Regions from separate parts of the Homo sapiens genome. Here region 1 is linked to region 2. A link is an interaction called in ENCODE POLR2A ChIA-PET data of the cell type or tissue named here. Cell type or tissue: GM12878. All regions are shown on one strand. Links, peaks and the distances in the headings refer to the core of each region. The heading gives the core; the rest is flanking DNA. Region 1 overlaps ADD3 (adducin 3). Region 2 overlaps ADD3 (adducin 3).

The links. Peaks named below come from ENCODE experiments on the same cell type or tissue, not always from the same donor. Only the 100,000 strongest peaks of a DNase experiment are listed, where the experiment ranks them.
Region 1: POLR2A ChIA-PET joins it to region 2 with 6 read pairs; 6 of 35 experiments call an interaction of 5 or more read pairs at or near these places.

What each region holds. Positions count from the first base shown.
Region 1 is chr10:110,120,619-110,126,004 of GRCh38, forward strand. It overlaps ADD3 (adducin 3), which reads left to right. Exons shown (of 15, transcript NM_016824.5): 9 at 1,492-1,674; 10 at 3,399-3,656; 11 at 5,208-5,327. Among named protein-coding and RNA genes, the nearest start is that of MXI1, 84 kb to the right of the region's middle. In GM12878, for the core only: no CTCF peak of the experiment used is centred there; no DNase peak of the experiment used is centred there.
Region 2 is chr10:110,033,512-110,038,897 of GRCh38, forward strand. The region is part of intron 1 of ADD3 (adducin 3); the gene reads left to right. Among named protein-coding and RNA genes, the nearest start is that of ADD3-AS1, 28 kb to the left of the region's middle. In GM12878, for the core only: a CTCF peak has its summit at 1,765; a DNase peak (open chromatin) is centred at 3,300; H3K4me3 peaks cover 1,680 bases; H3K27ac peaks cover 592 bases.

The sequences.
Region 1 (5,386 bases), core at 131-5,130, 87 kb after region 2:
TCTAGTTCAAGATCCCTGAGGAATCGCCACACTGACTTCCACAATGGTTGAACTAGAGAGCCCGCATCGCCAAGTCAATCCTAAGCCAAAAGAACAAAGCTGGAGGCATCACACTACCTGACTTCAAACTATACTACAAGGCTACAGTAACCAAAACAGCATGGTACTGGTATCAAAACAGAGATATAGATAAATGGAACAGAACGGAGCCCTCAGAAATAACGCCACATACCTACGACTAGCTGATCTTTGACAAACCTGAGAAAAACAAGCAATGGGGAAAGGATTCCCTATTTAATAAATGGTGCTGGGAAAACTGGCTAGCCATATGTAGAAAGCTGAAACTGGATCCCTTCCTTACACCTTATACAAAAATCAATTCAAGATGGATTAAAGATTTAAACGTTAGACCTAAAACCATAAAAACCTTAGAAGAAAACCTAGGCATTACCATTCAGGACATAGGCATGGGCAAGGACTTCATGTCCAAAACACCAAAAGCAATGGCAACAAAAGACAAAATTGACAAATGGGATCTAATTAAACTAAAGGCCCTAATTTTCTCTTTAAATCAAGCAGATTTGGCCAGGCACGGTAGCTCATGCCTGTAATCCCAGCACTTTGGGAGGCTGAGCTGGGTAGATCACCTGAGGTCAGGAGTTCGAGACCAGCCTGACCAACATGGAGAAACCCCGTCTGTACTAAAAATACAAAATTAACAGGGCGTGGTGTCATGTGCCTGTAATCCCAGCTACTTGGGAGGCTGAGGCGGGAGAATCGCTTGAACCCGGGAGGCGAAGTTTGCAGTGAGCCGATATCGTGCCATTGCACTCCAGCCTGGGCAACAAGAGTGAAACTCAGTCCTCAATAAATAAATAAATAAATAAAGCAAATTCTCATGAAGCAAATGGTAATAATCTTAATTTATTGGAAGGGCCACAAGAAAGGGGGAAAAGAACAACTAAAAAAAAACTTTTTCTACCAACATTAACTTGTCCTAACAATCAACTTATTTTTGCTTTAATGGTTCCTCCTCTTCTCAAATGGGGCTATGAAAAGCTTAATTAAATTAAGATAATGAGCTGATGGCTTCTGCCTAAATATCTTTAAATTCAAAGTACAGTGTTTTTGTATTTCCTTAAAATTATAGCTTTTAGCAAAAGTATTAACTGGATAACCCTGGGAAAACTTCAAGAAAAGAAATTTAAAATTTGGCAGCAGAATTCCGTGGCTTAAAATATGTTAAGAGGTATGGCTCTAATGTGTTTTCCATCAGGGAGGATCAGAGTCTTGGAAGGTTTCTTTTTCAGATAGGTGGAAAAGATACTTCAGCTGTCTGCTGGCACAAGAGTGTCATCTTGTCTTTGTTGTTAGTAGCCTGAGCAAGTATTATAGATATTTGCCAAATTGAAATTGTGCCTTTTTGAAAGTAAAATACTCATTACAGTCTTTATAGTTTTGTGTCTCTGTATATTTTACCATTGATTACAGGTGCAGGCCCTAGCAGGTGCAGGTGGAGTAGACAATCTCCATGTACTGGACTTTCAGAAGTATAAAGCTTTCACTTACACTGTAGCAGCGTCTGGTGGAGGAGGTGTGAATATGGGTTCCCATCAAAAATGGAAGGTTGGCGAAATTGAGTTTGAAGGGCTTATGAGGACTCTGGACAACTTGGTAGGTTGCAAAATTGAAGTAAAACTTGGATTTAATGTCTTCAGATTCAAGAGCAGATGCTTCCATTTTTGTAGAACATGCTCCATACTCTTCCAGAAGCTGAGTTTGGCCCTAGGAAAGCATTTCATTGTTATTTAACCACACCTTTGAGAATTAAACAGAACTTACAAATGTCGTGTTTTTTTTTTAAGATTACAATATATTGTTATTAACTGTAGTCACCATAGTACAATATATCTCTTGAACTTTTTCCTCCTAACTGAAATTTTGTATCCTTTGATCAACATCTCCCCACCCCCACCTCCTTGTAACCACTATTCTACTCTACTTTTATGAGTTCAACTTTTTTTTTTTTCTTGGAGGCAGGATCTTGCTTGGAGTGCCGTGACACAATCAGGGCTCACTTGCAGTCTCAACCTGCTGGGCTCAAACCATTCTTCCACCTCAGCCTCCTGTGTATCTGGGACATAACGTGTGTGCCACCGTGCCTGGCTAATTTATTTTTTTTTTTTTACTTTTTGTAGAGATAGGGTTTCTCCATGTTGCCCAGGCTGGTCTTGAATTCCTGGGCTCAAGCAGTCCTCCCACCTCAGCCTCCCAAAGTGCTGGGATTACTGGCGTGAGCTGCCATGCCCAACAAGTTCAACTTTTTAAGACTCTGTATATAAGTGAGATCATGGGGTATTTGTCTTTCTGTGCCTGGTTTATTTTATTTAATACAATGTCCTCTAGGTTCATCCATGTTGTCACATTTGACAGAATTTCTTTTTTAAAGCTGAATAGTATTCCATTATGTTGTATATACCACATTTATATCCCATCCATCAATGGACACTTAGGATGATTCCATATCTTGGCTATTGTGAATAATGGTGTACCTAACATGAGAGTACAGATACCTCTTTGACATACTGAGTACATTCCCTTTGGATATATATCTGGTAGTGAGACTGTTGGGTGATATGGTAGTTTTATTTTTAATTGTATGAGGAACCTCCATACTGTTTTCCACAATGGCTATACTAATTTACATTGCTACCAACAGTGTGCAAAGGGTCCCTTTCTCCCTACATTCTAACACTTGTTGTCTTTCATCTTTTTTATAATAGCGATTCTAACAGGACATGCCATCTCGTGCTTTAATTTGCATTTTCTTGATTAGTGATGTTTTAATACACTTGTTGACCATTTGTATGTCTTCTTTTGAGAAATGTTTATTCAGATCCTTTGCCTATTTTTTAATTGGGTTCTTCTCTTGTTATTTTTTGAGTCCCCTATATATTTTGGATAGTAACCCCTTAAAAGATGTATGGTTTGGCAAATGTTATTTTAGATTTTACCCTCTTCTGTGAAGGCTCAGAAGGCTGACTGCCTTCAGACCCAGGAACAGAGACTTAAATGAGCACTGAGATTTGCTTCCCCAGAACAGTTTTATAGATAGAAAAGCACTTCTGGTCAGCAACTTAGAACTGTTCGTTTGTCGGGAACAGTTGTGTGAGTGGAAATTGCAATATCAGCTGTTATCAGCTCTAACTAGGTCTTGAAATTTGCATAATTTCAGCTCCAGTGTTACATGAAAGTTATGTGGTGTTTGGAAGGATGCCTTTTTCTTTGTTTTTTAGCAAAGGAGTCTTTTAAATCATTTGTATACAAAAGGAATTAGGATCCAAATGCTGTTATTGATACAGGTTTGATGCTTCAAATGTGGCTTTTCCCTCCCTTAGGGGTATAGAACAGGCTATGCTTACAGGCATCCTCTCATTCGAGAGAAGCCTAGGCACAAGAGTGATGTGGAAATCCCAGCAACTGTGACTGCTTTTTCCTTTGAAGACGATACAGTGCCACTCTCTCCTCTCAAATACATGGCACAGAGGCAACAGCGTGAAAAAACAAGATGGCTGAACTCACCAAATACTTACATGAAAGTGAATGTGCCTGAGGAGTCTCGGAACGGAGAAACCAGTCCCCGAACCAAAATCACGGTATGCCAGTATTTTATGTAGTTTGCCTTTACTAAATATTTTGCCTAGTTACTCAAGAATTGAATGTTCTATATTGAAAATATTTGGAAAGTAAAATAATATTAAAAATATTACTGTCACTTATCTGGCTTTAACTTTGTGCAAGACACTCTTCTAAGTGCCATACACGAATTTTCTCATTTAACTCTCCTAATATGAATGATGCTGTTTTTCTATTTTATAGATGAGAAAACCAAGGCAAGAAGGGTTAATTAATCATGTTTTAATGGTAAACTCGGGATTTGCATGAAGACAGTCTGACTCTTGAGCCCAGTTCTTGTCCACTACATGATACTGCTTTGTAGTTTCTATTAAACTACACCAGTAGTTTAATTCACCAGTGAATTAAAACTGTAAAAGTTATCAACTCCTAATTGTACCAAAGCTGCATGAATCACTGCACATAGCTACCCTTAGGCAAGATCTTGTAGGTAGAGAAATGGGTTATTTTATCTTTTTCAGAATTTTGCATTAGATTTGGTTTGGTTTGGTTTTGGAGTGCATACCACCAAACATTCTCTAGGTCAGTCTTGTCCAGTCCATGGCCCAGGATGGCTTTGGATGCAGCTCAACACAAATTTGTAAACTTTATTAAAACATTATGAGAATTTTTTGTGATTTTGTTAAACTAATCAGCTATCGTTAGTGTTGGTGTATTTTATATGTGGCCCAAGACAGTTCTTCCAATGTGGCCCAGGGAAGTCAAAAGATTGGACACCACAGTTCTAGATATTCAGAATTAGTTCATCTTATATAAACTAATGGCATTCAATATGAAAATACCTAGGCATCAAAATGTCTTTTCTGTAGTCTATAAGATTTCTTGCCTCCCAGTAAAAGAACATAATTAAACTCATTGGTTTCTCAGAATTCATTTTGTTTACAGAGATTGATGGTCAGCCATCATTAATCTTGATCGAGATTCGCTTTCTTTAAGGATTATAATATGGGGTAAATGAGAAGAATTATGTAAGCTCCTTCCAACCCCGTGGTTCTATTTTGCTATTATATACCAGATTATCCCCATTATAAAATGCCGATTAGGGCTTGGCCTTTTCTGTCAGCCAAAAATAAAAAGTGAAGTCTGATAAACTAAAATCTTAAGATATTTCTTAAGTTTTTTTTTTTTTTGATTACTCCTTTGCCATCTTCATCTGACTGCTGTCTTCAGTGCAGAAGACAAAACACTGAATGTGAGTGAATGTGAGATCATGCTCTCTGTGCTTGAAGTAGTTTCAGCATCATATTTTCACTTGACACAAGGAGAAAGTTTAATTAGCAGTATAATTGAATATTTATGTGAATCGTAATGGCATTTATTTTTTAAGTAAATGTTGATTTTGAGCCTTTTCTAACTAGTATGAGATGAAACTAATTCACCACTAAGATACTGCTTAGTGAAATTATTTAAACATTGGCAATGCCCCTCTTGAGACTATAAGCAGTTATCTAACAATCTACTAATATTTTCTTAACACAAAGCTTCATTTTAGAAAATTTTTGATTCTTTAGTGGATGAAAGCAGAAGACTCATCTAAAGTTAGTGGTGGAACACCTATCAAAATTGAAGATCCAAATCAGTTTGTTCCTTTAAACACAAACCCGAATGAGGTACTAGAAAAGAGAAATAAGGTAAGACATGGTCTTCTATAGCCAGGGGAGACATTTTAATTGCTTTATGTTTAAATCAC
Region 2 (5,386 bases), core at 241-5,240:
TGCTGGTTTGAAATTTACTTGGGATCCATCCAGCTGGCAGATCAGCTGTGCTAATCAGATGGGCCCGTTTCTGGGGAATGGGATTTCATAGAGGGAGCAGTGTTCTTGAAGTATAGTTACTTAAAAACCAGTTAATTTTTAATTTAAAAATTCTCATAAGTGCTATATTAAAATGTATATAGTGCAAGTATTATGTATATAGTGCAAATACTTTGTGCATTCTTGTAAATAATAAATAGGGACAATAAAGTCATTGTGCTATACTCAGCTGCCTTTAATTTCTATTTTGAATCTCTGGGACCGTAATTTGCTAGTTGCCTGCAGTGTTTATTAGGATTAACTCATCTGCATTTCCCACTAATGTAGATCATTAGTTCTAAGAGATTTCTCAGGATAAATAGTGCCAAATATGTTTGGGAAACTACTTTCTGTACCATCTCTTAAAGGTTTATATTGTACCTTAGCATAGCAAAGACTGAGAAGTACAGCAATTAAGTACAGGGTTTGCTTTGTTTTGTTAAAACTCAGTGTGTCTCAAGTATGTCACTAGACCACAGAAATCAGTCTCTAGTTCCATCCCGTGGAGCTCCTGTTTCTTAGAACACTCTTAGGGAAAACACTGCCCTTAAGTTATGAGTTAACAAATCTCTAGAGTTTATTTTTTTGATTACATTTTGGAACTACTACAATTAAAATTTGTAGTTACAAATATCTCAGCCTAGGGGATATAATGCTTTTGTTTTAAAAATCAGTATTCATAAGGTCATTTTACATAGAAATGTTAATTTCTATGGGGTATGTCTTTGAATTGATATTGACATATATCTTGGGACATTTTGGTATTTTGTAAATATAATTTTCCTTTTGTTTCAAAAAATTACATTTTTTGATAAACAAGATAATTTCTTTAGCAAGTATTTTATAATTTAAAATTATATTTTTTCATTAATAAAATAAAATATAATTATTTTAAATTCAACTGTAAGATAAATGTTTTAGTAGCAATTAAACTAGTCTGTAATTCTCATTTGAGCTGAAAGGAAAACCAAAGATTTCAATAGTCCAAGATACTGCCATGTAATCAGTTATTAAATGGGGCTTTGAGACTCTCAACCTAGACAATCATACTCTAAAGATAAGCAAATTACTTACGTATACCAGTCTACTGTTTATATTCTCTAATCTGAATATAAAGGGTTTTAAACATTTCTTTGCTTTCCATGAATTCCTTAAAAATGACATCTGAGAATGTTTTTTAAAAAATGTTATATCTAAATGTGGATCTTGAATCATCCCCAGGTTGTAAAACAGGAAAGTTGTGTCGTTTTGTGAGTAATAGGAAATACTAAGTATAGACAAGCTTCTAAGTGTAAGCCAATGCATACATTAAGTAAATTAAACCAAAAAAGATTAACCAGCCATGTTTCAGGTTTTGGAACATGTAATGTATAAATGTAACCTACTAGAAAAATAGTTCTTTGCCATTAACCCTCAAACCAAATCATGAGACAATTTTTTCAGTTGCATTTGGAAGACCATGTTTGTTAGCTTTGGCTTACCATTTGCTGAATAAATAAAAATGGCATGTTTAATGCTAAGTAGTATTTATAACCAGACCATCAAACACCAAGTGGAATTCTGAGGGAGGGATTCTTTCATATTGAAATATAAAATAAACGTTTTGTCCTTAGGGTTTCATTAGATGGTACAAGATCTGTAAGGTAATGAGCTCATCCATTTCTCATCATTATGTCAGCGCCCCCTTGCTGCTATACCTTCATTGATATTCCCTTTCCACCCTCTGCTCTATCACCAACCCCATCTATCTGCATCCCATGTTTTAAAGAAATTACAGGTAAAGGGAATAAACTCACTAGAACAGCCTTTATTCTGAAGAATATTGCTTGGTGAGGAAGCCTAATGATTAGAGTGATAACTGACTCCATCAGGAAGCGAAGCAACTTCCCATCAGCAGAAGTGCCATTAAAAGCTCTAAATCCAAGCTAGACTTGCTGACTAAACAGAAATTGCACTTGTGGCGCTTTGTCAGCTGCCTGTAGTTTGACCCTCTCTCTTTTCTACTACCAGTAATAGTATGAATCCTTTTAGACTAGTGGTACTCAGACTTTAGCATGCATTGGAAGCACCTGGAGGGCTTGTTAAACCATAAATTGCTAGGCCACACCCCATACTTTGATTCTTTAAGTCTGAAGTAAGGCCCGGTAATTTGCATTCTCACACGTTACCAGGTGTTACTATTGGTTTGAGACTCAGTGTTTTTTTAGGCTAAGAATTGTCTTTGAATTTTCTCTTTTCCTGTCTCTTATGCCACCACTGTCCCCATCGAAGCCTATCATCTGCCAGGCGCGGTGGCTCATGCCTGTAATCCCAACACTTTGGGAGGCTGAAGCGGCAGATCACCTGAGGTCAGGAGTTCGAGACCAGCCTGGTCAACATGATGAAACTCGTCTCTACTAAAAATACAAAAAATGAGCCAGGTGTGGTGGCAGATGCCTGTAATCCCAGCTACTCGGGAGGCTGAGGCAGGAGAATCGCTTGAACTCGGGAGGCGGGGGTTACAGTGAGCCGAGGTCATGCCACTGCACTCCAGCGTGGGCAACAGAACGAGACTCCATCTCAAAAAAACAAACAAAAAACCTGTCATCTGTTGTGGACTGTCCTGGAAGCTCTTTTCTTATTAGCTTTTCCTATATTGGTTTCATCTATAGTGAGGCAGCATTTTACCATGGAGTCCAGTTTCATTATTATAACTTAGAATATCTTTACCAGTTTTGGAATTGTTCATACCTTCTCCAAGTTATATTTCTCATGTGATAATCCCCTTACATAGTTTAGAAAGTGTCTTTTTTTTTTTTTTTTTTTTCTTGAGACGAGTCTTGCTCTGTCGCCCGGGCTGGAGTGCAGTGGCGTGGTCTCAGCTCACTGCAAGCCCCGCTTCCCAGGTTCATGCCATTCTCCTGCCTCAGCCTCCCAAGTAGCTGGGACTATAGGCGCCTGCCACCACGCCTGGCTAATTTTTGTATTTTTAGTAGAGACGGGGTTTCACCGTAAGGATGGTCTCTATCTACTGTCCTCATGATCCGCCCGCCTTGGCCTCCCAAAGTGCTGGGATTACAGGCGTGAGCCACCACGCCCAGCCTTCTTTTTTTTTTTAAATGATCACATTTCAATATCTAAGTAGATACTTTCACTCTCTGAGGTATTGTCATATATGTAATCTTCTAAATATATATTGGCTGTTTAAGGCATGGGGATAGCATTTCATAGAGGAGTGTGCAGGTCATTCCCCAGCAGTAGAAAATAGTGTTATGACTAGCCTTCTGGAGTTAGATATTAGGTGAGGAGAAAGATCTTTTGCATATTCCTCTTGAAGCAGCCACTGCTTTAGCCACAAAAAATACAGCCTCTTTTTACCTGGGACACGGTTAACTAGACTAGTGCTTTTTGCTTCCCATAAGTGGTCAGGTTCTAATTTCTGAGGGTAAGAGATGGGTTTTCTAGGATATGGAGCATTCTGGGAGGACTAGGTATATCATAAGAAAGAAAATACTAGTTGGAAAGAATTGACCATAGACCTCAGAGGTTTTCTAGTTCAGCTTTCTCATTTTATATGATAGGAAATGGAACATTTCCTGGACTTGCCTAAAGTTTTACAGCCAGTTAAACACACATCAGTCGACCTCTGTTTCAGTCTTACCATGGGTTCCTACTGTTCTTTAATACTGGCATGAAATTTTGTGACACAGTCACGTAGTGACTAGCCACACAGTTCAGCTTCTTAAGTTGTATAGACCAGGCAGGTGACTCAACGCCTATAATCCCAGCACTTTGGGAGGCCGAGGCAGGCGGATCACTTGAGGTCAGGAATTTGAGACCAGCCTGGCCAACATGGTGAAACCCCGTCTCTACTGAAAATATAAAAACTAGCCAGGCGTGGTGGTGGGCACCTGTAGTCCCAGCTGCTTGGAAAGCTGAGGCAGGAGAATCACTTGAATCTAGGAGACGGAGGTTGCAGTGAGCCGAGATCTCGCCACTGCCCTCTAGCCTGGGCGACAGGGCAAGACTCAGTCTCAAAAAAAAAAAAAAAAAAAAGTTAACTATATAATATTTATTTCAAAAGTCATGTTTTGGTGATTTTAAATTTAAAGGACACTGCCATATCATAACATACACTGCATTCAGCACTATTTTTATGTATGTTTGTTTCTGATTGTAAAAACAGCATAAACTCATAAGATATTTGGAAAATACAGGCTGGGCGCTGTGGCTCAAGCCTGTAATCCCAGCACTTTGGGAGGCTGAGGCAGGCGGATCACCTGAGGTTGGGAGTTTGAAACCAGCCAGATCAACATGGAGAAACCCCGTCTCTACTAAAAAATAGAAAATTAGCTGGGTGTGTGGTGGCACATGCCTGTAATCCCAGCTACTTGGGAGGCTGAGGCAGGAGAATCGCTTGAACCCGGGAGGTGGAGGTTGTGGTGAGCCGAAATGGTGCCATTGCACTCCAGCCTGGGCAACAAGAGTAAAACTCCGTCTCAAAAAAAAAAAAAAAAAAAAAAAAGATATTTGGAAAATACAGCAACAAATTGGTAGATAAAAATTAGCAGTAAACCACCACCCAGAGATAGCCTCTTATATTAAGGTAGGTTATCTATGCTTTATTAACATCTCCAGAATTCAGTGACTTATTTTCCACTTACATGTAGTTCAGTGTGGACTAGGTGGGGGTAGAAGAGGGTTTGTGTAACCAGGCTAATTCATCTGGTGGCCCCCATCCCCCAGAGCCTTTGAATTCTGCCCTGCATCTTGGATCTTTTGCAGCCAGCCTGTAAGGAAGGAGAGACCTTGGAAGAATCCATAGTAGGTTTTAAGAACTAGAGCTCAAATCTGGGACAGCAGCGTAAAAACAATTTTGTATGCTGTTTTATTAAAACATATGTTTAACATTTGTCCTTAATCATTAAGTACTATTAGAATATTATGCAGCCCTTACAATCTGTCTTATTATTAACTGTTCTTTTTAAACAGATATAAAAGCCTGTCTACTATAAAAGGACTCTTTTAGCTGCTCTTTAAAAGCACGTTGTCTTGATGCACTGTTTCTTAAGGGTCACACATATACATATATATGTTAAAATGTTTGTATTCATTGACTCGATAATTCTCCAAAGAATTTACCTACAGAGTCCAAATGTGAAAAGTTAAATGCATAAGGATGAAAATTATGTTTGTAAACTAGTAAAGACTAGAAAAAACTGGACATGTTTGAAAGAGACTGGTCAAATAAGTGTTAGTAACTACACACATTATACAACATTAGCATATAACACAGCCATTAACAATGATGTTTATTTGCTTAGAAAGA